2 separate regions of the Homo sapiens genome follow, and region 2 is linked to region 1. A link is an interaction called in ENCODE POLR2A ChIA-PET data of the cell type or tissue named here. Cell type or tissue: IMR-90. All regions are shown on one strand. Links, peaks and the distances in the headings refer to the core of each region. The heading gives the core; the rest is flanking DNA.

Region 1 (16,372 bases), core at 2,982-10,981:
AATTTCCAATTGTCTTATAAACTTCATTTTTAATAGTTTTTTGAAGCGGAATGTAAACAGGGTTCATACATTGTGATTGATTGTTATGCTTCTTAAATATCATTTTTAACAGCTTTATTGAGATAAAATTCACATACCATGCAATCCACTCATTTAAAAAGTACGATTCAATCGATTTTAGTATATTCACAGAGTTGTTTGTCCATTGCCACAATCACTTTTATTAATTTTGCTTTGTTTTGTTTTGAGACAGTCTCGCTCTGTCACCCCGGCTGGAGTGCAGTGGTTCTCACCATGTCTCACCATGTTGGCTAGGCTGGTCTCAAACTCCTGACCTCAGGTGATCCACCCACCTTGGCTTCCCAAAGTGCTGGGATTATAGGCATGAGCCACCATGCTCGGCCTGGAAGAATTTTATTAAGAGAAATTTTCTGGCCAGGCGTGGTAGCTCACGCCTGTAATCCCAGCACTTTGGGAGGCCAAGGTGGGCGGATCACGAGGTCAGGAGATTGAGACCATCCTGGCTAACACGGTGAGACCCCTTCTCTACTAAAAATACAAAAAATTAGCTGGGCGTGTTGGTGGGCACCTGTAGTGCCAGCTACTGGGGAGGCTAAGGCAGGAGAATGATGTGAACCCGGGAGGCGGAGCTTGCAGTGAGCTGAGATCGTGCCACTGCACTCCATCCTGGGCAACAGAGCGAGACTCCGTCTCAAAAAAAAAAAAAAGAGAAACCTTCCCTATTTTGTTAACCTATGGCATGATACAGTTTTTTTGTTTGTTTGTTTGTTTGTTTTGTGGAGATAGAGTCTCACTCTTTCACCTTGGGCTGGAGTGCAATGGCAGGATCTTGGCTCACTGCAACCCCGCCTCCTGGGTTCAAGCAAGCATATGTGGCTAATTTTTGTATTTTTAGTGGAGATGGGGTTTTGCCATGTTGGCTAGGCTGGTCTCAAACCCCTGACCTCAAATCATCAGCCTGCCTCAGCCTCCCAAAGTGCTGGGATTGTAGGGGTGAGCCACCATACCTGGCATGGCATGACATAGTCTTGACAAATAAAAGTACTTTATAGAACACTCAAGTTCATAGCAGCATTACTCACAATAGCCAAAAGGTAGAAGTAACCCAAGTGTCCATCAGCAGATGAAGGGATAAACACAATAAATATCCATATAATTCAGACTTAAAAAGGAAAGAAATTCTACACATGCTACAACATAGATGAACCTAGAAGACATCATGCTAAGTAAAATAAGCCAGTATTCCAAAAGACAAATACTGAGGGATTCTACCAATGTGGGTAGAATCCCTTGGTAAAATATATATATATAAAACAGAGTCTGGTCACAGTGGCCCACGCCTGTAATCCCAGCACTTTGGGAGGCCGAGGCGGGCAGATCACCTGAGGTCAGGAGTTCAAGACCAGCCTGACCAACATGGAAAAACCCTGTCTCTACTAAAAATACAAAGGAATTAGCCGGGCATGGTGGCGCATGCCTGTAATCCCAGCTACTCCAGAGGCTGACGCAGGAGAATCATTTGAACCCAGGAGGCGGAGGTTGCGGTGAGCGATCATGCCATTGCACTCTAGCCAGGGCAACAAGAGCAAAATCCATCTAAAAAAAAAAAAAAAGCATTTTCATTATATGTATATTACTACAATAAAAAAATGTTTAAGTACATTGCAGAATGAAATACTAGTTGGCAACAAAAGGGACGAATGTTGACGCACACAATTTAGATGGATCTCAAGGGAATTACGTGACTGAGAAAAGTCAATCTCTTTTTTTTTGAGATGGCGTCTCGCTCTGTCGCCCAGGCTGGAGTGCAGTGGTGCGATCTCAGCTCACTGCAACCTCCACCTCCCGGGTTCAAGTAATTCTCCTGCCTCAGCCTCCTGAGTAGCTGGGATTACAGGCGCCCACCACCACGACCAGCTAATTTTTGTATTTTTAGTAGAGACGGGGTTTCAACATGTTGGTCAGGCTGGTCTCGAAACCCTGACCTCATGATCCACTTGCCTCGGCCTCCCAAAGTGCTAGGATTACAGGCATGAGCCACCGCACCTGGCCAGAAAAGTCAATCTCAAAAGGTCACATACTATATGATTCCATTTATATAACATTCTCAAAATGACAAAATTATAGACAGAAAATACATTAGTAATTGCCAGGGCTTAGGGAGATAGGGGTGTATGTGTGTGATTCTAAAGAGATGACATGAGGGAGATCTTTGTGGTGATAGAATAGTTCTGTATCTTGATTATGGTGATGGTTACGGGAATCTGTACATATGATAAAATGGTATAAAACTATATACACACATTGTACCAACATCAATTTCCTAATTTATTTTTTTTTAGACGGGATCACCGTCTGTCACCCAGGCGGGAGTGCAGTGGCTCGATCTCGGCTGACTGCAACCTCTGCCTCCCGGGTTCAAGCGATTCTCCTGCCTCAGCCTCCCAAGTAGCTGGAACTACAAGTGCCCGCCACCATGCCTGGCTAATTTTTGTATTTTTAGTAGATATCGTGTTGGGTTTCGCCATGTTGGCCAGGCTGGTCTCAAACTCCTGACCTCAAGTGATCCACCTGCCTCAGCTTCCCAAAGTGCTGGGATTACAGGTGTGAGCCACTGTGCCCGGACAATATCCTTGTTTTGACATTGTACTATGTATATATTTTCTGAGACGGAGTTTCTTTCTTGTTGCCCAGGCTGGAGTGCAATAGCACAATCTCGGCTCACTGCAACCTCCGCCTCCTGGGTTCAAGCGATTCTCCTGCCTCAGCCTCCCGAGTAGCTGGGATTACAGGCATGCACCACTACGCCTGGCTAATTTTGTATTTTTAGTAGAGATGGTGTTTCACCATGTTGGCCAGGCTGGTCGCAAACTCCCAACCTCAGGTGATCAGCCTGCTTCGACCTCCCAAAGTGCTGGGATTACAGCCATGAGCCACCACGCCGGGCTATACTATAATTATATAAGATGTAACCATTGGGGGAAAATGGATGAAGGGAACACTGGAACTCTCTGTACTATTTTTGCTAGTTCCAGTGAATCTATAAATATTTTTAAAAATAACATTTAAATAGTACATCGACATAACCTTCTATGTGACATAAACCCATCTTTGTTTAAAAAAAAGTTAGCTGGGTGTTGTGGCGGGCGCCTGTAGTCTCAGCTACTCGGGAGGCTGAGGCAGGAGAATGGCGTGAACCCGGGAGGTGGAGCTTGCAGTGAGCCAAGATTGTGCCACTGCACTCCAGCCTAGGCGACAGAGCAAGACTCCATCTCAAAAAAAAAAAAAAAAAGAATAATAGCTATCTAATTATCTGTTATTATCCCAGTATACCTTAGAGGAAACCAATGTGCAGGTTTGATTGTTAGCCTGTATTCTTAACCACTATGACATACAGTGTCTATATTTGTGTATACAATATTTACATTAAAAAGTTTGGGTCAGGCACGGTGGTTCATGCCTGTAATGCCAGCACTTTGGGAGGCCAAGGTGGGCGGATCACCTGAGGTCAGGAGTTCGAGAGCAGCCTGCCCAACATGGCAAAACCCTATCTCTACTAAAAATACAAAAAAAATTTGCTGGGCATGGTGGCAGGCACCTGTAGTCCCAGCTACTCGGGAGGCTGAGGCAGGAGAATTGCTTGAACCTGGAGGTGGAGGTTGCAGTGAGCCGAGATCGTGCCACTGCACTCCAGCCTGGGCGACAAGAGCAAAACTCAGTCTCAAAAAAAAAAAAGTCTGGATGCAGCTGGGCACGGTAGCTCATCCCTGTAATCCCAACCCTTTGGGAGGCTAAGGCGGGTGGATTGTTTGAGGTCATGAGTTCGAGAGCAGCCTGGCCAACATGGTGAAACACTGTCTCTACTAAAAATACAAAAATTAGCTGGGCGTGGTAGCATGTGCCTGTAATCCTAGCTACTTGGGAGGCTGAGGCAGGAGAATCACTTGAACCTGAGAGATGGAGGTTGCAGTGAACTGAGATCTGGCCATTGTACTCCAGCCTGGGCCACAAAGTGAGACTCTGTTTCGAAGAAAAAAAAAAAGCGGGGGGACCGGGCATGGTGGCTCACGCTTATAATCCCAGCACTTTGGGAGGCCGAGGTGGGCGGATCACAAGTTCAGGAGTTCGAGACCAGCCTGGCCAACACAGTGAAACCTCGTCTCTACTAAGAATACAAAAATTAGCCAGGCATGGTGGTGGGCGCCTGTAATCCCAGCTACTCAGGAGGCTGAGGCAGGAGAATTGCTTGAATCCAGGAGGCAGAGGTTGCAGTGAGCCAAGATCGGGCCACTGCACTCCAGCCTGGGCCACAGAGCTAGACTCCATTTCAAAAAAAAAAAAAAAAAAAAAAGGTACACATAGGGCTCAATGCTGGCACCTGTAGTCAGAACTACTCAGTAGCTGAGGTGGGAGGATCATTTGACTCCAGGAGTTGGAGTTTAGCCTGAGCAACATAACTAGAACAACCCTACAAAAAAAAAATAATAAAAATAAAAAGTCTCCGGGCTCAGTGGCTCACACCTGTAATCCCAGCATTTTGGGAGGCTGAGGATGGCGGATCACTGGAGTTCAGGAGTTGGAGACTGGCCTGGCCAACATGGTGAAACCCTGTCTCTACTAAAAATACAAAAATTAGCCGGGTATGGTGGCACACAACTGTAATCCCAGCACTTTGGGAGGCTGAGGTGGGCAGATCGCCTGAGGTCAGGAGTTCAAGACCAGCCTGGCCAACATGGCAAAAACCCATCTCTACTAAGTATACAAAAAGTAGCCGGGCATGGTGGCGTGCACCTGTAATCCCAGCTACTCAGGAGGCTGAGGCAGGAGAATTGCTTGAACCTGGGAGGCGGAGGTTGCAGTGAGCTGAGATGGTGTCACTGCATTCCACCCTGGGCGACAGAGCGAGACTCCATCTCAACAACAACAACAAAAAGTGTGAATTCACGAGTACCATTTGTTAGTGATAGTTATTCCTGGGAAGGTAGAGTGGTAGAGAAACAGGCTTACAGGCATGAGCCACCACACTCAGCCTGGAAGAATTCTATTAAGAGAAACTCCCTAACCTACTATTTTGTTAACCTATGGCATGATACAGTTTGTTTTGTTTTGTTTTGTGGAGATAGAGTCTCACTCTTTCACCTTGGGCTGGAGTGCAGTGGCAGGATCTCGGCTCACTGCAACCCCGCCTCCTGGGTTCAAGCAAGCATATGTGGCTAATTTTTGTATTTTTAGTGGAGATGGGGTTTTGCCGTGTTGGCTAGGCTGGTCTCAAACCCCTGACCTCAAATCATCAGCCTGCCTCAGCCTCCCAAAGTGCTGGGATTACAGGGGTCAGCCACCACGCCTGGCATGGCATGACATAGTTTTGACAAATAAAAGTTCTTTATAGAACACTCAGGTTCATAGCAGCATTACTCACAATAGCCAAAAGGTAGAAGTAACCCAAGTGTCCATCAGCAGATGAAGGGATAAACATAATAAATATCCATATAATTCAGACTTAAAAAGGAAATAAATTCTACACATGCTACAACATAGATGAACCTAGAAGACATCATGCTAAGTAAAATAAGCCAACTGTATGGGTTTGTTTCTGTGTTGTTTTAATAGTTTACACAAACATATGTAACTTTTTATTTGTTCATTGAGACGGAGTCGCTCTGTCGTCCAGGATGGAGTGCAGTGGCCTGATCTCAGCTCACTGCAACCTCTGCCTCCCAGGTTCAAGCGATTCTCCTGCCTCAGCCTCCTGAGAAGCTGGGACTACAGGCGCGCGCCACCATGCCTGGCTAATTTTTGTATTTTTAGTAGAGACGAGGTTTCACCATGTTGGTCAGGCTGGTCTCGAACTCCTGACCTCGTGATTCGTCTGCCTCAGCCTCCCAAAGTGCTAGGATTACAGGCGTGAGCCACCGTGCCTGGCATATGTTACTTTTTAAATTAAACAAAAATATTAAAGAAATTTTCATGGGGCTGGGGGAAGAAGGTAAACTTTGTGTGACACCCCTCCTTTATGAACTAATGGAGAACATATACCCTACATTAGTTACATTATTCTGGAAGATGAACGCTTGGCACAGTGAGCTGCCAAACTGTTAGGGTGTCCTCCTTTCCCCGCTCCACTTTATATCCATCTCTTTGGCCATTCTGCCTTCCGTGGGCCCAGCTTCCCTCTATACCCACGTAGATCCTGGATTGCACGTCAGTAGGCGGGCTGCAGAGGAAGGGCGCTGTTCTGGTTGGTCCTGGCCTTACCCCGCCGGAGGGCGCCAGCTGCCCCGGCGACGACACGGGGGACCGGACGGAGCCTCGGGCCGCCAGGGAGGGGCCTGGCTGCAGAGGCAGCTTTCTCACTAGCGACTCGGGCCTCTCAAAACCAGCCTTTAGGCATTTAAAAAGTGATACGGTTCACGCCGGTCTTCGCCACCAGATCCCAATTCTTTCCTGAGAGCAGTGCTGAAGTGACAATAGGCCCATAGCATTAAATGTCGTCTGCTTCCTTCTTCAAAGAAGACCGACTTCAACCAAAAGTTCAATTTCCTTAATGTAAATTAGAGGGAAATCAGCAATCACACTATCTGGAGTAGGCACAATTTGCATGAAGCCTTTGACAGGTGTTCACTTCATTTTCTTTTCCCACAGAGAGCCATTGAAGGCAGCAGGAATGTCAATGGAGTGATTTAGGGAACCCCACAGAAGACAAAGGATTTTTTTCTATTTCTTTGTTGTTGATAACAAAAGCAAAATATGCTTATTTAAACTGTAAATAATGTGACAGAGTATAAAGCAAAAAGTGAAAGAATCTTCCTTCACTTTCTCATGCAATTGCACAGGGATAACTAAGTAACTGCTGTTAAAAATGTGTTACTCATCTGTCTAGATCTTTTTTCTTTCTTTCTTTTTTTTTTTTTTTAATAGAGATGAGGTCTTGAGACGTTACCCAGGCTGGTCTGGAACTCATGCAGTCCTCCCACCTCAGCCTCACAAAGTGCTGAGATTACAGGTGTGAGCCACTGCAATTTTTTTTTTTTTTTTAGACAGAGTTTTGCTCTTGTCGCACAGGCTGGAGTGCAATGGCGCGATCTCGGATCACCGCAACCTCCACCTCCCAGGTTCAAGCGATTTTCCTGCCTCAGCCTCCCGAAGTAGCTGGGATTACAGGCGTCCACCACAATGCTCAGCTAATTTTTTTGTACTTTTAGTTGAGACAGGGTTTCACCATGTTGGCCAGGCTGGCCTTGAACTCTTGACCTCAGGTGATCTACCCACCTCAGCCTCCCAAGTGCTGGTATTACAGGCGTGAGCCACTGCGCCCTGCCAAGCTACTGCATTCTAACCACACACACACACACACACACACACCCCAAAATTTTATGAAGATTAAAGAAAACCTTTTATTGAGGTATAACTTACAATAAATAGTGCACATTTAAGTGTGCAGCTCCTTTAATTTTTTACATATGAATACATCATTGAGACTTTCTGTAACCCACTTTATACTGTAGTTTGCTTTTTTTTTTCTTTTTTTAGACAGTCTTGCTCTTTTGCCAGGCTGGAGTGCAGTGGCGCGATCTCGGCTCACTGCAACCTCTGCCTCCCAGGTTCAAGCGATTCTCCTGCCTCAGCCTCCCAAGTAGCTGGGACTACAGGTGTGCATCACCACGCCCGGCTAATTTTTTTTTGTACTTTTAGTAGAGATGGGGTTTCACCATGGTGGCCAGGATGGTCTCGATCTTTTGACCTCGTGATCCACCCGCCTCGGCCTTCCAAAGTGCTGGGATTTCAGGCGTGAGCCACTGCACCTGGCCTGCTTTCTTAACTCAACAATGCTGTGGTAGTTCTTCCATAGGGACATACAGATCTAACTCGATCTAACTCACGCTTTTTATGGTGGAATAGTATTCCATAGTATTAATTATGGTAATCTAATTAACTTTTCCCAATTGATGGATAGATTGTCTTCAATTTTATTATTTTTAGATATGATAGGGATCTCTATGTTGCACAGGCCGGACTTGAATTCCTGGACTCAAGGTATCCTCCTGCCTCGGCCTCTAGAGTAGCTGAGACTATAAGCATATGCCACTGCTCTCAGCTTTGTCTTCTATTTTTTTTTTTTTACTATTGCGTGTTACCAGATTTTAAATTTTCTTTTTTTTTTTTAATTTTTTTTTGTGGTGGAGTCTCGCTCTGTTGCCCAGGCTGGAGCACAATGGCATGATCTAGGCTCACTGCAACTTCCGCCTCCCGGGTTCAAGTAGTTCTCTGCCTCAGCCTCCCGAGTAGCTGGGATTATAGGCACCACCCACCATGCCCAGCTAATTTTTGTATTTTTAGTAGAGACAGAGTTTCACCATCTTGGCCAGGCTGGTCTTGAACTCCTGACCTCCTGATCCACTCGCCTCGACCTCCCAAAGGTCTGGGATTACTGGCGTGAAACACTGAGCCCAGCCTACATTTTTTTTTTTTTGGAAACAGAGTCTTGCTCTGTCGCCCAGGCTGCAGTACAGTGGTGTGATCTCTGCTCACTGTAACCTCCATCTCCCAGGTTCAAGTGACTATTCTGCCTCAGCCCCCTGTGTAGCTGGGATTACAGGCATGTACCACCATGCCCAGCTAATTTTTGTATTTTTTTAAGTAGAGATGGGGTTTCACCATGTTGGCCAGGCTGGTCTCGAACTCCTGACCTCAAGTGATCCACCCGCCTCAGCCTCCCAAAGTGCTGGGATTACAGGCATGAGTCACCGTGCCTGGCCTTAAATTCTATTTCTTTCTTTTTATTTTTTTCTTTTGAGACAGTTCTGCTCTTGTGACCCAGGCTGGAGTGCAATGGCGTGATCTTGGCTCACTGCAACCTCCTTTTCCTGGCTTCAAGCGATTCTCCTGCCTCAACCTCCCAAGTAGCTGGGATTACAGCTGCCCACCACCATGCCCGTCTAATTTTTGTATTTGTAGTAGAGACGAGGATTCACCATGTTGGCCAGGCTGGTCTTGAACTCCTGACCTCATGATCCGCCCTCCTTGGCTTCCCAAAGTGCTGGGATTACAGGCATGAGCCACTGAGCCTGGCTGCCTGGCTAATTTTTGCATTTTCAGTAGAGACAGAGTTTCACCATATTGGCCAGGCTGGTCTTGAACTCCTGACCTCATGAACCACTTGCCTCGGCCTCCCAAAGTGCTGGGATTACTGGCGTGAGCCGACTGTGCCTGGCCTAAATTTTCTTTTGTTTGAAACAGAGTCTTGCTCTGTCACCCAGCCTGGAGTACAGTGGTGAGATCTCAGCTCACTGTAACCGCCACTTCCCAGGTTCATGTGATTATTCTCCCTCAGCCCCATGTGTAGCTGGGATTACAGGCATGCACCACCACGCCCAGCTAATTTTTGTATTTTTTAAAGTAGAGATGGAGTTTCACCATGTTTGCCAGACTGGTCTCGAAATCTTGACCTCAAGTGATCCACCTGCCTTAGCCTCCCAAAGTGCTGGAATTACAGGCGTGAGCCACCGTGCCTGGCCTTAAATTTTCTTTCTTTCTTTCTTCTTTCTTTCTTCCTTCCTTCCTTCCTTCCTTCCTTCCTTCCTTCCTTCCTTCCTTCCTTCCTTTCTTTCCTTCTTTCTTTCTTTTCTTTCTTTCTTTTTTTTTGACAGAGTTTTGCTCTTGTGACCCAGGCTGGAGTGCAATGGCGTCATCTTGGCTCACTGCAACCTCCTTCTCCCGGCTTCAAGAGATTCTCCTGCCGGCCGGGCAAGGTGGCTCACGCCTGTAATCCCAGCATTTTGGGAGGCTGATACGGGCGGATCACGAGGTCAGGAGATCAAGACCATCCTGGCTAACACGGTGAAATCCCGTCTCTACTAAAAATACAAAAAAATTAGACAGGCGTAGTGGCGGGCGCCTGTAGTCCCAGCTACACGGGAGGCTGAGGCAGGAGAATGGCGTGAACCTGGGAGGCGGAGCTTGCAGTGAGCTGAGATCGCACCACTGCACTCCAGCCTGGGTGACAGAGCGAGACTCCGTCTCAAAAAAAAAGTGGCTCACACAGCAAAGGATGTGGCCAAGTCATGTATCTATCATGAGTCAGGGGGTAATTTGTAAAGACAAGAACAGAAAATGCCATGTATTTTTAGTAGAGACGCGGTTTCACCATATTGGCCAGGATGGTCTCAATCTCTTGACCTCGTGATCCACCCAGCTCAACCTCCCAAAGTGCTGGGATTACATGCGTGGGCCACCATGCCTGGCTTTTTTTTTTGTTCTTGAGATGGAGTCTTGCCTGTCACCCAGGCTGGAGTGCAGTGACATGATCTCGGCTCACTGCAACCACCACCTCCTGGGTTCAAGCAGTTCTCTACCTCAGCCTTCCGAGTAGCTAGAAGCTGGAATTACAGGTGCCTGCCACCACACCCGGCTAATTTTATTTTATTTATTTTTTTATTTTTTTTGAGACGGAGTCTCGCTCTGTTGCCCAGGCTGGAGTGCAATGGTGTGATCTTGGCTCACTGCAACCTCTGCCTCTCAGGTTCAAGTGATTCTCCTGCCTCAGCCTCCTGAGTAGCTGGGATTACAGGCGCCTGCCACCACGCCCAGCTAATTTTTGTATTTTTAGTAAAGACAGTGTTTCACCATGCTGGCCAGGCTGGTCTCGAACTCCCCACCTCAGGTGATCTGCCAGCCTCAGCCTCCCAAAGCGTTGGGATTACAGGCGTGAGCCACCGAGCCTGGCCAAAGTTTCATTATAAATTTAATGGCTGGGTGTGGTGGCTCACGCCTGTAATCCTAGCACTTTAGGAGGCTGAAGCAGGCGGATGGTTTGAGCCCAGGAGATCAAGGTTGCAGTGAGCTACAATTGCACCACTGCATTCCAGCCTGGGCGACAGAGCGAGACTCCGTCTCAAAAAAAAAAAAAAAAAAAATAAAAAAAAAAAATAAATAAATAAATAAATAAACGTTCCCTTCAAATAATACCTCCAAAAATGACAGATTTTGTAGGCAACTCATATATGCACGGCCTCTCATTCAAGTGTTCCTCGTTTTCCCACCTCCTCTATAAGATATAGAGGAAGGTTGGGGGACTGTCTGTGGATTGAACCGCCAGACTGTTTTCCAGACAGAAATCCCCCAAGATTGCTACACGGAGTGTGGGCTGAGCCTGCAGGAAACGATCCATCCTCTGCTGATGCACTGTCATCCCAGCCACAAGATCACAGGAAAAGGAGTGGTTGAGGCCTCTGGGAACCCAAAACCCCAGCTTCACAAGGACTGAGCTTGTAGATTTCCCTCATGGGCAAAAGGTTGGCTAGGAGCAGTCTTTTATAATCCCTCTTTTCTCACAAAAATCATCATCATCATCATTATCGTCATTATCAATATTTATCGAGCATTTCCTTCACACCACGAACTTTATACACACCACTTGTTATTTAACCTCACAATCTATGAATATGCTAACATTATCTCCATTTTACTAATGAGAAAAACCAGGTTTCAAGAAGTCAAGTAACTTGTCCAAACTTCACAGTATGGCCTAATAAATAGCAGAGTAGGGCTTGAACCCACTGACTTCAAAGCCCTGGTTCTTTTTTTTTTCTTTTTTTTTTAGATGGAGTCTCACTCTTTTGCCCAGGCTGGAGTGCAGTGGTGCGATCTCAGCTCACTGCAACCTCCGTCTCCCGGGTTCAAGCGATTCTCCTGCCTCAGCCTCCTGAGTAGCTGGGATTACAGGCGCGTGCCACCATGCCCAGCTAATTTTTTGTATTTTTAGTAGAGACGGGGTTTTGCCATGTTGGTCAGGCAGGTTTCGAACTCCTGACATCATGATCTGCCTGCCTCTGCCTCCCAAAGTGCTAGGTTACAGGTGTGAGCCACTGTGCCCGGTCTTAAAAGCCCTGGTTCTAAACCACTGAGAGGTGACAACGTGCTAGCAGCCCTCACTCATTCTGGGCGCCTCCTCGGCCTCGGCGTCCACTCTGGCTGCGCTTGAGGAGCCCTTCAGCCCGCCGCTGCACTGCGGGAGCCCCTCTCTGGGCTAGCTGAGGCCGGAGCCAGCTCCCTCTGCTTGCGGGGAGGTGTGGAGGGAGAGGCCCAGGCAGGAACTGGGGCTGCGCGCATGGCACTCGAGGGCCAGCGCGAGTTCCGGGTGCGCGGGGTCTTGGCGGCCCCGCACTCCGAGCGGCCGGCTGGCGCCGTGGGCCCAGGAAGTGAGGGGCTTAGCACCCTGGCCAGCCGCTGTGGAGGGTGCACTGGGTCCCCCAGCACTGCAGGCCCACCTGCTCTGCGCTCAAATTCTTGCCGGGCCTCAGCACCTGCCCGCAGGGCAGGGCTAGGGATCTGCAGCCCGCCATGCCTGAACACCCTCCCCCTACACCGTGAGCTCGCGGGGCTGGAGACTCCCCGACGGGGCGCCACCCCCTGCTCCGCGGCGCCCCATCCCATCGACCGCCCAAGGGCTGAGGAGTGCAGCTGCGCAGAGCGGGACTAGCGGGCAACTCCGCCCCGGCCCAGCACAGGATCCACTAGGCGAAGCCAGCTGGGCTCCTGAGTTGGGTGGGGACTTGGAGAACTTTTATGTCTAGCTGGAGGAGTGTACATGCGCCAATCAGCACTCTGTGTCTAGCTCAGGGTTCATGGATGCAGCAATCAGCACTCTATCTAGCTAATCTGGTGGGGACTTGGAGAAACTTTATGTCTAGCTAAAGGATTGTAAATACACCAATTAGCACTCTGTGTCTAGCTCAAGGTTTGTAAACACACTAATCAGCACCCTGTGTCTAGCTCAAGGTTTGTAAATGCACCAATCAGTGCTCTGTGTCTAATCTAGTGGGGACTTGGAGAACCTTTATGTCTAGCTAAAGGATTGTAAATACACCAATCAGCATTCTGTGTCTAGCTCAAGGTTTGTAAACACACCAGTCAGCAGTCTGTGTCTAGCTCAAGGTTTGTAAACGCATCAATCAGCACCCTGTGTCTAGCTCAAGGTTTGTAAATGCACCAATCAGTGCTCTGTGTCTAGTTAATCTAGTGGGGACTTGGAGAACTTTTACCTCAGGCTGGAGGATTGTAAATACAGCAATCAACACTCTGCGTCTAGCTCAGGGATTGTAAATGCACCAATCAGCACCCTGTCAAAACAGACCAATCAGCTGTCTGTAAAATGGACCAATCAGCGCTCTGTAAAATGGACCAATCAGCTCTCTGCAAATGGGCCAATCAGCAGGATGTGGGTGGGGTCAGAAAAGGGAATAAAAGCAGGCTGCCTGCGCTAGTAGTGGCAACTGGCTCAGGTTCTCTTCCACGCTCACGCTATGGGAGTTTTGTTTTTTTGATCTTTGAGATAACTTGCTGCTGCTCATTCTTTGGGTACACACTGAGTTTATGAGCTGTAACACTCTTCGTGAAGCTCTGCAGCCTCAATCCTGAGGCCACCGAGACCATGAACCCATGGGAGGAATGAGTAACTCCAGACGCGCTGCCTTAAGAGGTGTAATACTCACTGTGAAAGTCTGCAGCTTCACTCCTGAAGCCAGTGAGACCACAAATCCACCAGAAGGAAGAAACTCCAAACACGTCTGAACATCAGAAAGAACAAACTCCGGACATACCATCTTTAAGAACTGTAGCACTCATCATGAGAGTCTGGGGCTTCATTCTTCAAGTCAGTGAGACCAAGAACCCACCAATTCCAGATACACCACAGTATCATTGTACTACACGGCTCTCAGCACCACTGACCTTGGTATGGGAAAAAGCACAAGTGTGCATACCATCTTATTCTCCTTTTAGAATATTTCACCGGCGGGGGAGGGGGGAGGTCACACCTGTAATCCCAGCACTTTGGGAGATTGAGGCGGGTGGATTGTCTGAAGTCAGGAGTTCGAGACCAGCCTGGCCAATATAGTGAAACCCCATCTCTACTGAAATTACAAAAAATTAGCTGGATGTGGTGGTGGGTGCTTGTAATTCCAGCTACCCAGGAGGCTAAGGCAGGTCTTGAATTGCTTCAACCCATGAGGCAGAGGTTGCAGTGAGCTAAGATCGTGCCATTGCACTCCAGCCTGGGCAACAAGAGTGAAACTCCATCTCAAAGAAAAAAAAAGAATATTTCTCCAGGAGAACTCCACACTTGCACAATATCTTCTCCAAGGACAGAAGAGGGACAATATTTGTCCTTCCTACTGGATTTTGAAACCCTTTGCACTGAGTGTAGACTGTAGTTCTGTGACATACCATGAAGAGTGTGTGTGTGTTTTAAGGGAGCTACTGTCTTACCCAAAACCTGTGAATATAAAGTGTTTTTTCATGAATTGCTCATTATTCAGCCAGTCGTTAATGAATTCATTCAACAAGTGTCTCTGAGATGCTAGACACTGGGGATTAAAAGAGGAACAACAGAGACAAGATCTCTGCCCTCCAGAAACTGACAGTCTATTGAATGAGACAGTTGTCTAACAATCACAATCAAGTGTGATCAATCTCTGGTGACAGGACTCTAACCTAGAGGCATGTGCCTAATCTGGGGTGACTGGTTAGGGAAAACTTCCAAAAAAGTTGTGACTTTTAGGCTAAAACCAGACTGCTAATAAACATAAAGTGTTACAGGAAGTAAGTGGCAAAGCTACTGTCATTTTTTTACTTAGCAATTTCAATGAAGTGGGGCATGGATATGGTGCCAGATCCCAACAATAGAATAAATGCTGGTAAGCAGAACACATCCCAAATCTAATTACTTTAATGAGAGAGAACAACAGTACAAAAGGAATGTAAAATCAAGTATAATTCCTTGGATAAACCACTGTTCCCACTTTTGGCCATGAAAAAATGAGTTACTACAAACTGACAAAGCTTACCTTTCCAAATAAATAGATTAGCCTCTAATAGATAAGCTCTAATAGCTAACTTTTTTTTTTTTTTTTTGAGACGGAGTCTCACTCTGTTGCCCAGACTGGAGTATAGTGGCGTTATCTGGGCTCACTGCAGCCTCCCCTTCCTGGGTTCAAGCAATTGTCCTGCCTCAGTCTCCCGCGCAGCTGGGATTACAGGTGTGCACCACCACGCCTGGCTAACTTTTTTTTGGTATTTTTAGTAGAGACGGGGTTTTGCCATGTTGGCCAGGCTGGTCTCGAACTCCTGACCTCAGGTGATCCACCTGCCTCGGCCTCCCAAAGTGTTGGGATTACATGCATGAACCACCGTGCCCAGCCTCTAATAGCTAACTTCTTTTTTTGTTTCTTTTTTCTTTTTTCTTTTTTTTTTTTTTTTGAGATGGAGTTTTGCTCTTGTTGTCCAGGCTGGAGTGCAATGGCGAGATCTCGGCTCACGGCAACCTCCGCCTCCTGGGATCAAGTGATTCTCCTGCCTCAGCCTCCCGAGTAGCTGTGATTATAGGCATGTGCCACCACGCTTGGCTAATTTTTTTTTTTTTTTTTTTTTTTTGAGACAGAGTTTCTCTCTTGTTGCCCAGGCTGGAATGCAATGGCACGATCTTGGCTCACCGCAACCTCCACCTCCCAAGTTCAAGCGATTCTCCTTCCTCAGCCTCCCAAGTAGCTGGGAATACAGGCATGCGCTACCATGCCCAGCTAATTTTGTATTTTTAGTAGAGACGGGGTTTCTCCATGTTAGTCATGCTGGTCTCGAACTCCCGATCTCAGGTGATCCACCTGCCTTGGCCTCCCAAAGTGCTGGGACTACAGGCATGAGCCACCGCACCCGGCCTCTAATTTTGTATTTTTAGTAGAGACCGGGTTTCTCCATGTTGGTCAGGCTGGTCCAGAACTCCTGACCTCAGGTGATCCGCCCGCCTTGGCCTTCTGAAGTGCTGGGATTACAGGCATAAGCCACCGCTCCTGGCCTCTACTAGCTGACATCTAATAGTGGTATCATCTTACAGAGTCTAGAATGTTTTGAGACAATCTTACATTTAAAAACTATACCTTACGAAATACCAGAAAAAGGGATCATACTGATGCAGCTAGGAAATCAATAACAGGTTATTCAATACTGCTTCATCAGCCATTCTCATAAAACACGATGAGCTCCCCTATAGGGTTGCTGAGATCCGGAAATAGGGAGTTCCCAAACTGCTTGGGCTGTACTCTCTATTCAGTAGTACTTTTTACCACAGCAGTCATCTGTCTATTTATATTAATGAGACTGTTGTCCTTATCATTTAATCTCCAGCTATATCACAGCTGTCAGCTGTGGGAACACCTTTGCCAAGGGAAAGCCTCTAAATACTAAAATGTTTGCAGCACTAGGTTAACAACCAAGAGGGGAGATCAAACTCCAGGAACATGCAGTGTGCTTGCAATTTCAGTAAGGTAACAGAAGGTAAACCAGGGCCTGTATGATCCAC
Region 2 (16,372 bases), core at 4,898-12,897, 57 kb after region 1:
ACTTGGGAAAGACAGGTTGCAGTGAACCAAGATTGCTCCACTGCAGTCTAGCCTGGGCGACAAAGCAAGACTCTGTCTTACAAAAAAAGAAAAAGGAAAAAAATGAAAACCTGGAACACACCTTGGCCTTCTAAGTCTCATCTCTTTTTCCAGTTTGTGCCATTTTGCCCTTTGCCCTCCCGTGCTTTCCCCTCAAATCTTCTTGGTAGTGAGTTTTCTAGTATCACCTTTTATCTCTGATGCTTTTTAACTCATCAGACATAAAAGTAATGAGCTCTGGTGTGCATTATAATTCCTTGAGGCCTTGTTAGAACAGTTTGGCTCCACCTCAGAGTTTCTGACCTGGTAGTTGTGGGGTAGAGCCTGTGAATTTGCATTTCTAATAAGCTTCCTTGTGATGGTGATCCTGCTGTGTCAGTATCTCAGTTTTGAGAACTACTGGTTTAACTGTTGTTTCTTTGCAGTTCAGTAATCTTTTTTTTTTTTTTTTTTTTTTGAGAGATGGAGTCTTGCTCTGTTGCCCAGATTGGAGTGCAGTGGCACGACCTCGGCTCACTGCAACCTCTGCCTCCTGGGTTTAAGCGATTCTCCTGCCTCAGCCTCCCGAGTAGCTGGGACTACAGGCACGTGCCACGATGCCCGGCTAATTTTTTGTATTTTTAGTAGAGATGGCGTTTCACTGTGTTAGCCAGGATGGGTCTCGATCTCCTGACCTCGTGATCTACCCACCTTGGCCTCCCAAAGTGCTGGGATTACAGGCATGAGCCACCACGCTTGGCTGCATTTCAGTAATCTTAAAAGAGTTTCAGTAATCTTAAAAGAGGTTCAGCTTAATTTCCCAAATTAACATGATTCTCAGACATTTCTTTTTTCCTTTTTTTTTTTTTTTTTGAGGCAGAGTCTCGCTCTGTTACCCAGGCTGGAGTGCAGTGGTGTGATCTCGGCTCACTGCAACCTCCGCCTCCCGGGTTCAAGTATTTCTCCTCCCTCAGCCTCCTGAGTAGCTGGGACTACAGGCAAGCGCCACCACGCCCAGCTAACTTTTATATTTTTAGTAGAGACAGGGTTTCACCACGTTGGGCAGGCTGGTCTCTATCTCTTGACCTTGTGATCCGTCCACCTCGGCCTCCCAAAGTGCTGGGATTATAGGCATGAGCCACTGCACCTGGCCGATTCTCAGACATTTCTAACTTGTACATTTCTAATATTTTAGATCCAGATTTAAAGAACCATGGTACAGCAGAACACTCAAGTCCTTACCCTTGGGTTAGATACTTTGTATTTTGTTTTCTTATAAAATTGGGAATAGGTCTAAATGATCTCTTATGACCCTGAAATTTTATATATACATACATATTTTAATATATGTTTTAATATGTAAAATATGTAACAATGTATACATTGTTATATATACATTGTTATATATAACACACAAATAGGTATTGATGTATGTAATAAACACATATGTAACATGTAACATTAAAAGATATATTAAAATATGTACTTTTTTTTAGAGATGGGGTCTCACTTTGTTACCTAGGCTGGGGTATAGTGGCACGATCCACTGCAGCCTTGAACTCCTGGGCTCAAGCAATCCTCCTACCTCAGCCTCCCAGGTAGCTAGGACTACAGGCTCTCTCCACCATGCTGGGCTAATTAAAAAAAATTTTTTTTGTGGAGATAGAGTCTTACTGTGTTGACCAGGCTGGTCTGGAGCTCCTGGCCTCAAGCCATCCTCCCACCTTAGCCTCCCAAAGTGTGGAGATTACAGACATGAGCCACCGTGCCTAGCCCTGAAATTACAATGCTATGAATCATAATCTTTGTTTAAATATTTTCATAGTGTGATTTTAACCACCAAAGAGCCTCGATTTGTATAGCAATATTCAGACTACTAAAACTTGACTTTAGAGCCATTTTTCTACAAAGTTAATTATAACCTCTCTCAGTTTCCCATCTTGTTCCTTTCACCTTACACCATAGGGTGAGGACCAACAGGGTAAACAAATCTTTCCCATGCTATTTTTATTTTGTTTCATAATTGTTATGATTGGGGAAGGAGGGTGGTTTAAAAATAGCTTGTAAAGAAGCGTTAATTTTTACCAACTAATAGCTTAAGTTGCCTACTCAAGGATATAGTGAAAGGGAAATCTGCACATCCCTTGAAGGATGCCTTCCCCTCAAGGAATTTAGAGGGTTTCTTTTTGCTATAGTGTTGTGATATATATATATGTCTTAGGCTTTCAAAGTTTCAGTGTTCTACTTTAATTATCTGTTTTTTTTCTTTTTTTCCTTAAAAAATTTTGTTTTTTTGAGACACAGTCTCTATTGCCCAGGCTGGAGTGCAGTGGCATGATCTCTGCTCACTGTGGCCTCTGCCTCACGGGTTCTAGCGATTCTCCTGCCTCAGCCTCCTGGGTAGCTGGAATTAGAGGCACACACCACCACACCCGACTAATTTTTGTATTTTTAGTACAGTCCAGGTTTCACCATGTTGGCCAGGCTGGTCTTGAACTGCTGACCTCAGGTGATCCACCCACCTCGACCTCCCAAAGTGCTGGGATTACAGGTGTGAGCCACCGCACCCGGTCAATAATCTTTTTATAAATTGAGAATGTTCTACTTTAACTGTCAAAGTTCCTTACCCCATCACTTTTTTCTAAACATAATTATATATACATTCCTGCCTCAGTATCCATGAAAGGTTGGTCCCAGGTCCTTCCATGGATACCAAAATCTACAGATGCTCAAGTCCCTGATATAAAATGGCATAGTATTTGCGTATAACCTGTACACATCTTCCTGTATACTTTAAGTCATCTCTAGATTACTTATAAAACCTAATACAGTGTAAGTGCTCTGTAAATAGTTGTTATGCTGTGGTGTTTAGGGAATAATGACCAAAGAAGTCTGCACATGTTCAGTACAGACATCATTTTTTCCCCAGTGTATTTGACCCACAATTGGTGGAACTCATAGACACAGAGGGCTGGCTGTACTTTATTTCCCTATTGTTCTTTCTCATAAAATAGAAAGTTGAAATTAATGTATACGTTTAAAGCCAACTGTTAAAACACAGCCTTATATATTTGGGTATTATTTTTTTCTGCCCACATGTTCCGACTAGATCGATGCCTTTATTAAATTTTAAGATTCAACTTCAGTTTTCATCATGATGTAGAGATATCAGTTTTATAGATTGTATGTTTATTTGCCATAATTGGGTTTTCACTATTTAGATTACACCCCAAATGACAGTTTTTTTTTTTCCTTGAGTCGGAGTCTCGCTCTTGTTACCCAAGCTGGAGTGCAGTAGCACGATGTTGTCTCACTACAACCTCTGCCTCCTGGGTTCAAGCGATTCTCCTGCCTCAGGCTCCTGAGTAGCTGGGATTATAGGAGCCCCCACCACGCCTGGCTAATTTTTGTACTTTTAGTAAAGATGGGGTTTCGCCATGTTGGCCAGGCTGGTCTCGAACTCCTGACCTCAGGTGAGCCACTGTGCCCAGCCATGATGACAATTTTTAACAGCTATTTTAATCCACACTTACAGTCAGGATAATTCTTGCACAGACCCAGTTGGTTAAAAAAAGAAAAAGAAAATTTTAAAGGGTAATTTATTTTTCAAATGGGCAATATACACACTTTTATAAAATTCAAAATGTGTAAAAGCAATATATATAGTTCTCATTCTCACCCCTAAGCTTTCCTTCCTAAAGGCAATTATTTATTAACTAGTTTCTTGTGGGTTTTTTTTTTGTTTTTTGTTGTTTTTTTTTTTTTTTTTTTGAGACAGAGTCTCACTCTATCACCCAGGCTGGAGTGCAGCGGTGAGATCTGGGCTCACTGCAACCTCCGCCTCCCTCGTTCAGGCAATTCTCCTGCCTCAGCCTCCCGAGTAGCTGGGACTACAGGCGCGCGCCACCATGCCCGGCTAATTTTTGTATTTTTAGTAGAGATGGGGTTTCAGCATGTTGGCCAGGCTGGTCTCGAACTCCTGACCTCATGATCCGCCCACCTCAGCCTCCCAAAGTGCTGGGATTACAGGTATGAGCCCCTGTGCCTGGCGTTTCTTGTGTATTCTTGGGAGATATTTTATGCACATGTAAAGATGGATAGTTACGTGCTTTTTCTTTTTTAAAAAAGATCTGTTTCTGAATCTGAATGTCCTGTGTGTGTGTATGTGTGTGTGACAGAGTCTCGCTCTGTCACCCAGGCTGGAGTGCAGTGTCACAATCTCAGCTCACTGCAACCTCCGCCTCCTGGGTTCAAGCGATTCTCCTGCCTCAGCCTCCCCGGTAAATGGGATTACAGGTGTGCGCCACCACACCCAGCTAATTTTTGTATTTTTTTTAGAGATGGGGTTTCACCATGTTGGTCATGCTGGTCTCGAAGTCCTGACCTTGTGATCCACCCGCCTTGGCCTCCCAAAGTGCTGGGATTACAGGTGTGAGCTACCGTGCCCAGCCCAAATGTACTTTTAAGAATAAAAAACTGGCCAGGCACTGTGGCTCACACCTGTAATTCCAGCACTTTGGGAGGCTGAGGCGGAAGGATCGCTTGAGTCTAGGCATTAGACACCAGCCTGGGAAACATAGTGAGACCTTGTCTCTGCATTAAAATAATAATAATAATAATAATAGGCCAGGTGCGGTGGCTCACTCCTGTAATCCCAGCACTTTGGGAGGCCGAGGTGGGCAGATCACGAGGTCAGGAGATCGAGACCATCCTGCTAACACGGTGAAACCCCATCTCTTCTAAAAATACAAAAAAAATTAGCCCGGCGTGGTGGTGGGCACCTGTAGTCCCAGCTGCTCAGGAGGCTGAGGCAGGAGAATGGCGTGAACCCGGGAGGCGGAGCTTGCAGTGAGCCAAGATCGTGCCACTGCATCCAGCCTGAGCAACAGAGCAAGACTCCATCTAAAAAAAAAATTACATTAAAAAAAATAATAAACAACTTTGAGATAGGGTATTACAGTAACATTTAGTGTACAATTTGAGTTTTGACAAATATAGTTGTCCAATCTCTACCAAAATAATGATTTTGAACATTTCTATCACTCCTCAAATTTTCTTCATGTCTCTTTTATAGTTATTCCCCCCTCCAACTCCCTCCAGCCACTGGAACCATGGATCTGCTTTCTGTCACTATAGTTTTGCCTGTTCTAGAATGTCATATAAATGGAATCATACATCATGTAGCCTTATGTCTGGCTTCTTTCACTTAGCAGTATGCTTTTGAGATTCAGCTGTATCAGTGCCATCAGCCAAGGAAGTGTTGAATGAGTGTGTTAAATGTCTATTAGCCTAAGTTTGGCTTAGGGTTTTAAAATTATATTGGCTCCTGAAATGGACTGATGGATCTTGTATTCTGCTTAGATAAATCTTAGCTCTTGAGTTAAAAACCTTGATGTTATTCAGCATGGAAAAAAGTAACTCAGTTTGAAAGGGGCAAAAGATTAAAGCGAAATCAAAAGTAAAATTCCACTTAATGAACATGGCAGGACTTCAGAATTGTTCAATTGTTAAATTGTTAAATTCAAGTTATATTTTAATTAACAACCTGTTGCTATAGCAATGTCTTAAATAAAGCCAGGTGTTCTTAGTTATACCAACCTGTGCTGTCAGTAATATTTGAGAATGGGAACTATACAGTAGGCTATTACTTTTTTTCTTGAGATGGGCAGAAAATCTCTATTTTAGAGACATAAAATCTAAAATTTGAGATATTTGAGTAAGTTAATCGTTATCTCAATCCAGAGCCTTCTTTTTATTCAAACTTTATTTCTTTTTTTTTGAGACGAAGTCTCGCTCTGTCGCCCAGGCTGGAGTGCAGTGGCGTGATCTTGGCTCACTGCCAGCTCCACCTCCCGGGTTCACACCATTCTTCTGCCTCAGCCTCCCGAGTAGCTGGGACTACAGGCACCCGCCACCATGCCTGGCTAATTTTTTATATTTTTAGTAGAGATGGGGTTTCACCATGTTAGCCAGGATGGTCTCGATCTCCTGACCTCGTGATCTGCCTGCCTCAGCCTCGTGCTGGGATTACAGGCATGAGTCACTGTGCCTGGCCCTTTTTCAAACTTTATTTCTGTACTTTATGCTTTGTGTACTCCAAGCTTACAGACAGGATGAAACGACATAAGAGTCTAAATGGTTTTGGATTTAAAAAATCTTAGACTTTACTGTTTTTACTCTTGTAGTTTTAAAGTATAATCAAAACTAGTTCTTCTTGAGAACTTTCTTTTTGTCTCAAAAACCAAGCTGAGGGGAAATGGAATATAGTATGATTTCCTGCCTTGTGATTTTTCAGGCATCCTCACCCAATAACAAGTCTCAAGTTTCTGGGCTTTTATGTTTAAAAAGCTGAGAAGCTGGTAACTGGTTGTAAAGCATTATTCCAGGTAGACCAATCTCTGACTACAAAGCCTTTTTTTTTTTTTTTTTTTTTTTTTTGAGATGGAGTCTCCCTCTGTCACCCAGGCTGGAGTGCAGTGGCATGATCTCGGCTCACTGCAACCTCCCTTTCCTGGGTTCAAGCATTACTTCTGCCTGAGCCTCTCAAGTAGCTGGGATTACAGGCGTGTGCCACCACTCCCAGCTAATTTTGTGTTTTTTTAGTACAGATGGGGTCTTGCTATGTTGGCCAGGCTGGTTTCAAGCTCCTGGCCTCAAGTGATTGGCGCCACCTTGGCCTCCCAAAGTGTTGGGATTACAGGTGTGAGCCATCGCTCCTGGGAACTACAAAGCTCTATGGTGGCTTTTATTACTTCAGTCAGCCTTTTAAAATATATTCCTTTTTTTTTTTTTTTTTTTTTTTTTTGAGACAAAGTCTCGTTCTGTTGTCCCAGGCTGGAGTGTAGTGGCATGATCTTGGCTCACTGCAACCTCTGCCTCCTGGGTTCAAGCAATACTCCTGCTGTAGCCTCCCGAGTAGCTGGGACTATAGACATGCACCCACTACGCTCGGCTAATTTTTGTATTTTTAGTAGAAATGGGGTTTTACCATGTTCACCAGGCTAGGCTGGTCTCGAACTCCTGACGTCAGGTGATCCTCCCACCTCGGCCCCACAAAGTGCTGGGATTACAAGCATGAGCCACTGTGCCCAGCCTAAAATATATTCCTTCAAAGTTTTTTCTACTTTTAGAACCCTGGTAGTGGACTTCCACTGAAAGCATATCAACTTGTCAGATGGTCCAGTATAATTTTGGAACATTTATGACTTTAGGAGCTTGTCCCAAGTGTAACCTAATAGTTTTGAGGTACAAAAATTGGCCTTAAATTTTTTTTTTGAAAAATAATAAATGAAATGTTTACATTAAAACAATTTTGGCCAGGCGCGGTGGCTCACGCCTGTAATCCCAGCACTTTGGGAGGCCAAGGTGGGCGGATCACCAGGTCAGGAGATTGAGATCATCCTGGCTAACACGGTGAAACCCTGTCTCTACTAAAAATACAAAAAGTTAGCCGGGCGTTTGGGTCGGGCACCTGTAGTCCCAGCTACTCGGGAGGCTGAGGCAGGAGAATGGCGTGAACCCTGGAGGCGGAGCTTGCAGTCAGCTGAGATTGCGCCACTGCACTCCAGCCTGGGCGACAGAGCAAGACTCCGTCTCAAAAAACAAACAACAAACAAACAAAAAAAACAGTATTTTTGGCTCTTTAATACATAATACATGTTTTTTGTTTGTTTGTTTTTTTGAAATGGAGTCTCGCTCTATCACCCAGGCTGGAGTGCAGTGGTGCAATCTTGGCTTACTGCAACCTCCGCCTCCCTGGTTCAAGGGATTCTCCTGCCTCAGCCTCCTGAGTAGCTGGTATGACAGGCATGTATCACCATGCCCAGCTAATTTTTTCTATCTTCAGTAGAGACAGGCTTGTTGGCCAGGCTGGTCTCGAACTCCTGACCTCAAGTGATCTGCCCGCCTCAGCCTCCCAAAGTGCTGGGATTACAGGTGTGAGCCATCACGCCCGGCCCATAATACATGACACATGTTTTACCTTCCTGATTGTATTTATTTGCTAAGCTCTGAACAAAGCAAAAATGACCCACTTTAAAAAAATACACATTGCCTTGAAGAATCCAAAATACCTTAAAGATTCACCAATCTACTCATCTCTTACTCTGAAGGAATGCTCTTAAGAGAGTTTCACCAGCAGGACAGAGAATATTGGTAACAATATAAACTTTAGTAATGGATAAAAGGTACATTTATGTTGAATATATTTCTTTTCTTTCTTTTTTCTGTAGGAATTGAATGATCTGGCACGGGACCCTCCAGCACAGTGTTCAGCAGGTCCTGTTGGAGATGATAGTAAGTATTTAAAAGGAATAATGGAGTAATAGCATAACAGTGGTTATTTTGTGTGAAGAAACAATTATGGTATAGGGAAGAGGCAGTGTTTAACCCTTAGTGGCCCATGAAGGGAGCAACTCTATGTTCATCCCATTATCATCTGTGTTGTTCATTACATTTTGAATCTTCTGCCAGGTATTGGCTATGTAGTTGTTCTAGTCCTCTCCTACCTTACCTTCATCCCTTCTGGGTATTTTCCTGGAGTGAAATATTTAAGCTTTTACCTACAACTAGCTATTATTCTTGAGTAAGATAATACTAAGGATGATAGTATGTGTGTCTGTGTCTGACTTTCTACTGACTCATACTTGCGAAATCAGGTCTTTATTTATTTTTTTCTTGAGACAGGGTCTCGCTCTGTCAAGCCCGGGCTGGAGTGCAGTGGCGTGATCTCAGCTCACTGCAGCCTCTGCTTCCTGGGTTCAAGTGATTCTCGTGCCTCAGCCTCTCGAGTATCTGGGATTACAGGTGCATGCCACCACGCCTGATTAATTTTTGTATTTTTAGTAGATTCGTGGTTTCGCCATGTTGGCCAGGCTGGTCTCAAACTCCTGGCCTCAGGTGATCCGCCCGCTTTGGCCTCCCAAAGTGCTGGGATTATAGGCATGAACCACCACACCTGGCCAAAAGCAGGTCTTTATTTTTAATGTCCAATTTATCTGCTTAATTTTGTCTAAAAAGATGATCTTAATGCATACATTAGATGATAATTTCCTCTTTGTTCCACTTCATTTCAACATAATTTTTTCCCATATAGTGTCTTTTAACTTTTTTTAAAGAGGGGATATTTGAATGAGACTATGCTATGTGATGTAAAACTAATTCACAAAAAACTGTAACATTTGGTTGGGTGTGATGGCTCATGTCCCTAATCCCAGCACTTTAGGAGACCGAGGCAGGTGAATCAATTGAGCCCAGGAGTTCAAGACCAGCTTGGTCAACATGGTGAAGCCCTGTCTCTACAAAAAACACACAAAAAAATTAGCCGGGTATGTTGGTGCATGCTGGTAGTCCGAGCTACTTGGAAGGCTAAGGTGGGAGGTTTGCTTTAGCCTGAGCCTGGGTAGCAGAGTTTACAGTGAGCCAGGACCATGCCACTGCACTCCAGCTTGGGCGACAGAGTGAGACGCTGTCTCAAAAAATAAAAACAGGACGGGGCGTCATGGCTCATGCCTCTAATCCCAGCACTTTGAAAGGCCGAGGCGGGCGGATCACGAGGTCAGAGTTTGAGACCATCCTGGCCAAGATGGTGAAACCCCGCCTCTACTAAAAATAGAAAAAAATTTAGCCAGGCATGGTGACAGGCGCCTGTAATCCCACCTACTTGGGAGGTTGAGGCAGACAACTGCTTGAATCCAGGAGGCAGAGGTTGCAGTGAGCTGAGATTGTGCCACTGCACTCCAGCCTGCGTGACAGAGTGAGACTTACTCTCAAAAAAAAAAAAAAGAAAAAAAAATTTGTAACATTTAACAAATATTTTAAAGTATGCATACTTACAAACACTTGTGTAAATATGTAGATTCAGACCAAAATGAGTACATGGTTAAATTAGCTTATGTTTAATATTTTTTTGTTTGTTTGTTTTGTTTTTTAAGATGGAGTCTCACTCTGTTGCCCGTGCTGGAGTGCAGTGGCGTGACCTCGGCTCACTGCAAGCTCCGCCTCCTGGGTTCATGCCATTCTCCTGCCTCAGCCTTCCAAGTAGCTTGGATTACAGGCACCTGCCACCACACCTGGCTAGTTTTTGTATTTTTAGTAGAGACGGGGTTTCGCCATGTTGGCGAGGCTGGTCTTGAATTCCTGACCTTAGGTGATCCACCTGCCTTGGCCTCCCAAAGTTCTGGAATTACAGGCGTGAGCTACTGCGCCTGGCCTCAAATTGTTTTTTCCTGATTTTTCTTAATAATGTTGTGTCTGGGCCCAGCCCAGTGGCTCACACCTGTAATCTCAGTGCTTTGGGAGGCTGAGGCAGGCAGATCACTTGAGCCCAGGAGTGCGAGACCAGCCTGGGCAACATGGTGAAACCCTCTCTCTACAAAAAAATACAAAAATTAGCCTGGCCTGGTGGTGCATGCCTGTAGCCCCAGCTACTCAGGAGTTTAAGGTGGGAGGATCGCTTGAGTCCAGGCAGTTGAGGCTGTAGTGAGCCAAGGTTGCACAACTGCACTCCAGCCTGGGCAACGGGAGCGAGACTCTCTCAAAACAAAAACAACAACAACAACAACAAAAAACGGAAAAAAAGAATGTGTCTGGTCTGCTAAATCCTGAAGAATCAAAGCAAGGCCCTTTCACAAGGATTACTTTACAAATAGATAAATATTATAAATTATGAGTCTAAGTACATGTCATGAAAAAACTCATTTACATTATTATATTCTGACTTACCTAGCGTGAGTAACTATAGTATTTGGTACCAAACAAGGCAGGCTAAGTACTTAAACTATACAAAATAATTTAGTAAGTGCTGTTACACACGTTGTCTCATTTAAGCCTTACAACAACTCATTTAGGTGAGTGGAGTAGAAATTTTAAATTGTTTTAGAAAAAAGTCCCATGAGAATCTCATGGAGATTCTCCATGTGAACTCACTCTCAGGTTTTCTGATTCTAGTTTGTCCTTCCACTGTATCATATGGGCCACATACATCAGTGTACTCTTTCTATTCAGTTGGAAAAGTGCTTTTAGGTAAATTCCTCCAAGTTAAGAATGGCTGAAAATCTTTAATTAAAAGTGGTTGGAGTCAGGGGATTTGATTTCAATTTTGAAGTTTTCTTTAGCATGCTAAAGTAATTTGTCTTTGCTTTGCTTCTGCCATAGTTAGCACTATACATTTCTTTCTCAGGTTGAAAAATTGTTCCCTTTGGAGAGTTAAATAAAACTCTCCCACAGCCGAGTGCGATGGTTCACGTCTGTAATCCTAGCACTTTGGGAGGCCAGGAGTTCAAGACCAGCCTGGCCAACATGGTGAAACCCTGTCTCTACTAAAAATACAAAAATTAGCTGGGCGCGGTGGCGCCTGCCTATAATCCCAGCTACCTAGGAGGCTGAGGCAGGAGAATCGTTGGAACTGGGAGGCGGAGGTTGTGGTGAGCCGAGATCCCGCCACTACACTCCAGCCTGGGTGACAGAGTGAGACTCTGTCTCCGAAAAAAAAAAAAAAAAAAAAAAAGGCTGGGTGTGGTGTCTCACGTCTGTACGCCTGTAATGCCAGCACTTTGGGAGGCCGAGGCAGGTGGATTACCTGAGGCCAGGAATTCAATCAAGACCAGTCTGGCCTTGAACTCTGGTGAAACCCCGTCTACTAAAAATAAAAATACAAGAAATTAGCCAGGTGTGGTGGTGGGAGCTGTAATCCCATCTATTTGGGAGGCTGAGGCAGGAGAATCGCTTGAACCCGGGAGGCAGAGGCTGCAGTGAGCCGAGATCACGCCATTGCACTCCAGCCTGGGCAACAAGACTGAAACTCCGTCTCAAAAAAACAAACAAACTCTCCCAAAGCTAATCAGTAAGAGAAAAAAATAGATATTATTAGACTTCATCAAAATTAAATATATACAGGCTGCAAATGATGCCATCACGAAAGTGATAAAACATATAGAATGGAAGAAATTGTTGCAAGTCATATATCTCATAAGGGACATATATCCAGTATATTTTTAAAACTTTTTTTTTTTTTTTTTGAGACGGAATCTCGCTTTTGTCACCCAGGCTGGAGTGCAGTGGTGCGGTCTTGGCTCACTATAACCTTCGCCTCGTGGGTTCAAGCAGTTCTCCTGCCTCAGCCTCCCGAGTAGCTGATTATAGGCACGTGCCCCGCCGCCCAGCTAATTTTCGTATTTTTGGTAGAGATGGGTTTCACCATGTTGGCCAGGCTGGTCTTGAACTCCTGACCTCAAGTGATCCGCCCACCTCTACCTCCCAAAGCGCTGGAATTACAGGCATGAGCCACCCCACCCAGCTGTTTAAAAACTCCTATAACTCAGTATAAAAATAAATAACCAATTAAAAAATAGTCAAAGGATCCGAGTAGACATTTCTCCAGATAAGATGGCTAGTAAGCACACGAAAAGATGCTCAACATCATTTGTCATTAGGGAAATACAAATCAAAACTACAGTGAAGAAGAGCCAGGCACAGTGGCTCATGCCTGTAATCCCAGCTACTGGGGAGACTGAGACTGGAGGATCACTTGAGGCCAGGAGTTTTATGCCAGCCTGGGCAACAAAGCAAGACCCCATCTTTAAAACTAAAAATTAGCTGGGAGTGGTGGCTCATGGCTGTAGTCCCACCTACTCACAAGGCTGAGGCAGGAGGAACACCTGAGCCCAGAAGTTTGAGGCTGCAGTGAGCTATGATTTGGCCACTATACTCTAGCTTGGATGACAGGTTGAGACCCAGTCTCTAAAAAAAAAAAAAAAACAAGTATTGATCAGATCTTTCTGATGAACCCCACATAAGAGTACATCAAGTATGATTGGATAGCTAAATGTCCTTTTGTCATTTTATTTTTGTTATAAGGAGTCAGAATTTAATCTTAGAAGAAGGAAGAGAGAAACTGTTGGCCTTTTGAAACTTTTGAGCTCCTTTTGACTATCCTGGTACCCAAATCCCTCAGTACCACATGTTATTGATATTTAGTGTAAAAATAAAGTGGAGACTTGTGCTTTATTTTAAAACATCCAGATTTTAATGTTGATATTTAGTATAAAAATAAAGTAGAGATCTGTGCTTTATTTTAAAACATCCAGATTTTAATGTACTAGTAAATTTTTTTTCACTTTCCTGCAAAGATCTGGTAAGCAGGAAGAAATGTACATCCTGAAAGAAGTAAGCAGCCGGGCCCGGTGGCTCACGCCTGTAATCCCAACACTTTGGGAGGCCGAGGCGGGCGGATCACGAGGTCAGGAGATTGAGACCATCCTGGCTAACATGGTGAAACCCCGTCTCTACTAAAAATACAAAAAATTAGCCGGGCTTGGTGGCAGGTGCCTGTAGTCCCAGCTATTCAGGAGGCTGAGGCAGGAGAATGGCGTGAACCCGGGAGGTGGAGCTTGCAGTGAGCCAAGATCACGCCACTGCACTCCAGCCTGTGTGACAGAGCAAGACTCTGTCTCAAAAAAAAAAAAAAAAAAAAAAAGAAAAGAAAGAAACAAATAAGCTGAAGATTTAATGGCCATATATCTGTTTCCTTCTCTCTTCCCTCCCTTCCTTTCCCCCTCCTCCTCCCCTCCCTCTCTCCCTCCCTTCTCCCTCGTCTTCCTCTCCTCTGGTCTTCTTTAAAGGCAGGGGCTCACTCTGTTGCCCAGGCTAGAGTGCAGTGGCGCGATTGCAGCTCACTGAAGCCTCAAACTCCTGGGCTCAAGGGATCCTCCCACCTCAGCCTCCTGAGTAGCTGGGACTATGGGTACATGCCCCTACACCCCTGGCTAATTTAAAAAAAAAAATTGTAGCAATAGGGTCTCACCATGTTTCCTACGCTGGTCTTGAAATCCTGGGCTCAAGTGATCCTCCTGCCTCTGCCTCCCAAAGCCCTGTGATTGCAGCTGCGAGCTACCGCACCCAGCTTTCTTTTCTTTTGAACAGTTGGTAAATGTGACTCTCTTGAGATCTGTGCATTCAAGTGTAGGTCTCTGGGGATTCAGTCTCATACTATCAAATATTCTCACTGTCCCCTGCTGTTTTGTTTGTTTGTTTGTTTTTTTGAGATGGAGTCTCACTCTGTTGCCCGGGCTGGAGTGCAGTGGCGCAATCTCGGCTCACTGAAACCTCTGCGTCCCAGGTTCAAGCAATTCTCCTGTCTCCGCCTCCCAAGTAGCTGGGATTACAGGCATGCACCACCACGACCGACTAATTTTTTGTATTTTTAGTAGAGACTGGGTTTCACCATGTTGGCCAGGCTGGTCTCGAACTCCTGACCTCAGGTGATCCACCCACCTCGGCCTCCCAAACTGCTGGGATTACAGGCTTGAGCCACTGCGCCCGGCCTGTCCCTTTTAACCTCAAGGCTTCATCCAGAATACTAAAGAGTAATCATTCATCTGTGAACTTCACATTTAAACTCTCATAAAACAGATTATGTAACTTTCAGTTTGTGTAATTTGGTTTGATAGTATTAAACCAACATAGTGCTGGGAACTTATTTTTGTTTTTTACTATCAAAACTTTTTATTTTGGTCAATTTTGATCAATCCTAAGATGGATCATTAAATGAAAGATTTTTGAAACAGATGTTTATGTAAAATGTAGCAATATTTTATGCTTATGGTCCAGTATTTCATTCAGTAACTATTTTGGGGGTCCTTTTTACTTGAACCTCTAGTAATTCTTGAGCTATTTCTCTTTTCTTGAGACAGAGTCTCACATCGTCGCCCCCCTGGAGTGTAGTGGCATGATCTTGGCTCACTGCAACCTCTGCCTCCCGGGTTCAAGCAGTTCTCCTGCCTCAGCCTCCCAAGTAGCTGGGATTACGGGTGCCTGCCACCACGCCCAGCTAATTTTTTGTATTTTTAGTAGAGACGGTATTTCACCATGTTGGCCAGGCTGGTCTTGAACTCCTGACCTCGTGATTGGTCTGCCCCGGCCTCCCAAAGTGCTGGGATTACAGGCGTGAGCCACCACGCCTAGCCTACTTGAGCTATTTCTAAAAACATTGTAATGTGAGGCAGGTTTGGTATTCTGTCACTAGCTTCTCTGATTTATACTTCTGCCTATAAGAGCTAAGAGTCTAGAAAGGCTTCCAGAGAGTAACCTAAATCAGTGGTTTTAGTAGGTATCTTTATATTCAACCAGTGTGACAAAATTCTCAATTAAGATTTAAATGGTAGGTCTTTAAATGCTTTAATTACATTCATGTGAATGGGTTTTAGTTTCTCTTTCTCTGCCTTTTTTTGGTACTGTAGATTCTAGATCATTTTATGAGAGCCATAAAGATTATTTGTCTTGGTTGCTGCATTAGTAATTTTCTTCTTCCTTTTCCTTCTGCTATTTTAAAGACTTAGCCCTGTGTATGTGTTTTTGCTCATTTTTTTGATGATGGAATTTGACCTTAATAACAGTGAAGACAAATTAACATAGTGTTATTAGAATGTGAATAGGTTTTTATTCAGAGTTTAATGCCAATGGATTACATATGTTTAGTCCTGTTGGAATGTTAAACAGATATGATCTACTAAATTAAATAGATATGGATTACAGATGAGATCATCTATGATGTTGAGTTAAAAGTTCACAATAATGTAAGAATGTTCGGCATGGTACAGTGGCTCATGCCTGTAATCCCAGCACTTTGGTAGGCCAATGCAGAAGGATCGCTTGAGGCCAAGAGTTTGAGACCAGCTTGGGCAACATAGCAAGACCCGATCTCTACAAAAATAAAAATTAAAAAAATGAGCAGGACATGGTGACACTTGCCTGTAGTCCCAGCTACTCAGTTGGCTGACGTGGGAGGATTGCTTGAGCCCAGGAGTTTGAGGCTGCAGTGAGCCAAAGTTGTGCCACTGTACTCCAGTCTGGGCAGTAGAGTGAGACTCTGTCTCTTGGGAAAAAAAAAAAAAAACTTAAATATACAATATGCTAGAGTATCTCTAACTTTTTGTAGCGTGGGTATGAAAGATTGCAATATTAGTTGAAAATATTTATTTTTTTCCCCATCTTCTATCAAGAAGGGTATTCTGGCCCGGCGTGGTAGCTCACGGCTGTAATCCTAGCACTTTGGGAGACCAAGGTGGGCGGATTGCCTGAGCTCAGGAGTTTGAGACCAGTCTGGGCAACGTGACAAAACCCCATCTCTACTAAAAATACAAAAAATTAGCCGGGTGAGGTGTTGCACACCTGTAATCCCAGCTACTTGGGAAGCTGAAGCAGGAGAATTGCTTGAACCTGGGAGGCAGAGGTTACAGTGAGCTCAGATTGTGCCATTGCACTCCAGCCTTGACAAAGTGAGACTGTCTCAAAAAAAGAAAGAAAAAAAAGAAGGGTATTCTGGGTATTCTGGCTGGGCACTGCTGGTGGCTCATGC

What was found. Peaks named below come from ENCODE experiments on the same cell type or tissue, not always from the same donor. Only the 100,000 strongest peaks of a DNase experiment are listed, where the experiment ranks them.
Region 2: POLR2A ChIA-PET joins it to region 1 with 12 read pairs; 11 of 35 experiments call an interaction of 5 or more read pairs at or near these places.

The regions. Positions count from the first base shown.
Region 1 is chr5:139,537,250-139,553,621 of GRCh38, forward strand. It overlaps a transcript of UBE2D2 not described here. Among named protein-coding and RNA genes, the nearest start is that of UBE2D2, 16 kb to the right of the region's middle. RefSeq lists silencers at 3,183-3,379, 6,218-6,307 and enhancers at 5,783-6,344, 11,793-12,294. In IMR-90, for the core only: no CTCF peak of the experiment used is centred there; no DNase peak of the experiment used is centred there.
Region 2 is chr5:139,592,123-139,608,494 of GRCh38, forward strand. It overlaps UBE2D2 (ubiquitin conjugating enzyme E2 D2), which reads left to right. Exons shown (of 7, transcript NM_003339.3): 2 at 8,250-8,313. Among named protein-coding and RNA genes, the nearest start is that of UBE2D2, 39 kb to the left of the region's middle. RefSeq lists enhancers at 10,989-11,489, 11,490-11,990. In IMR-90, for the core only: no CTCF peak of the experiment used is centred there; a DNase peak (open chromatin) is centred at 8,679; H3K27ac peaks cover 866 bases.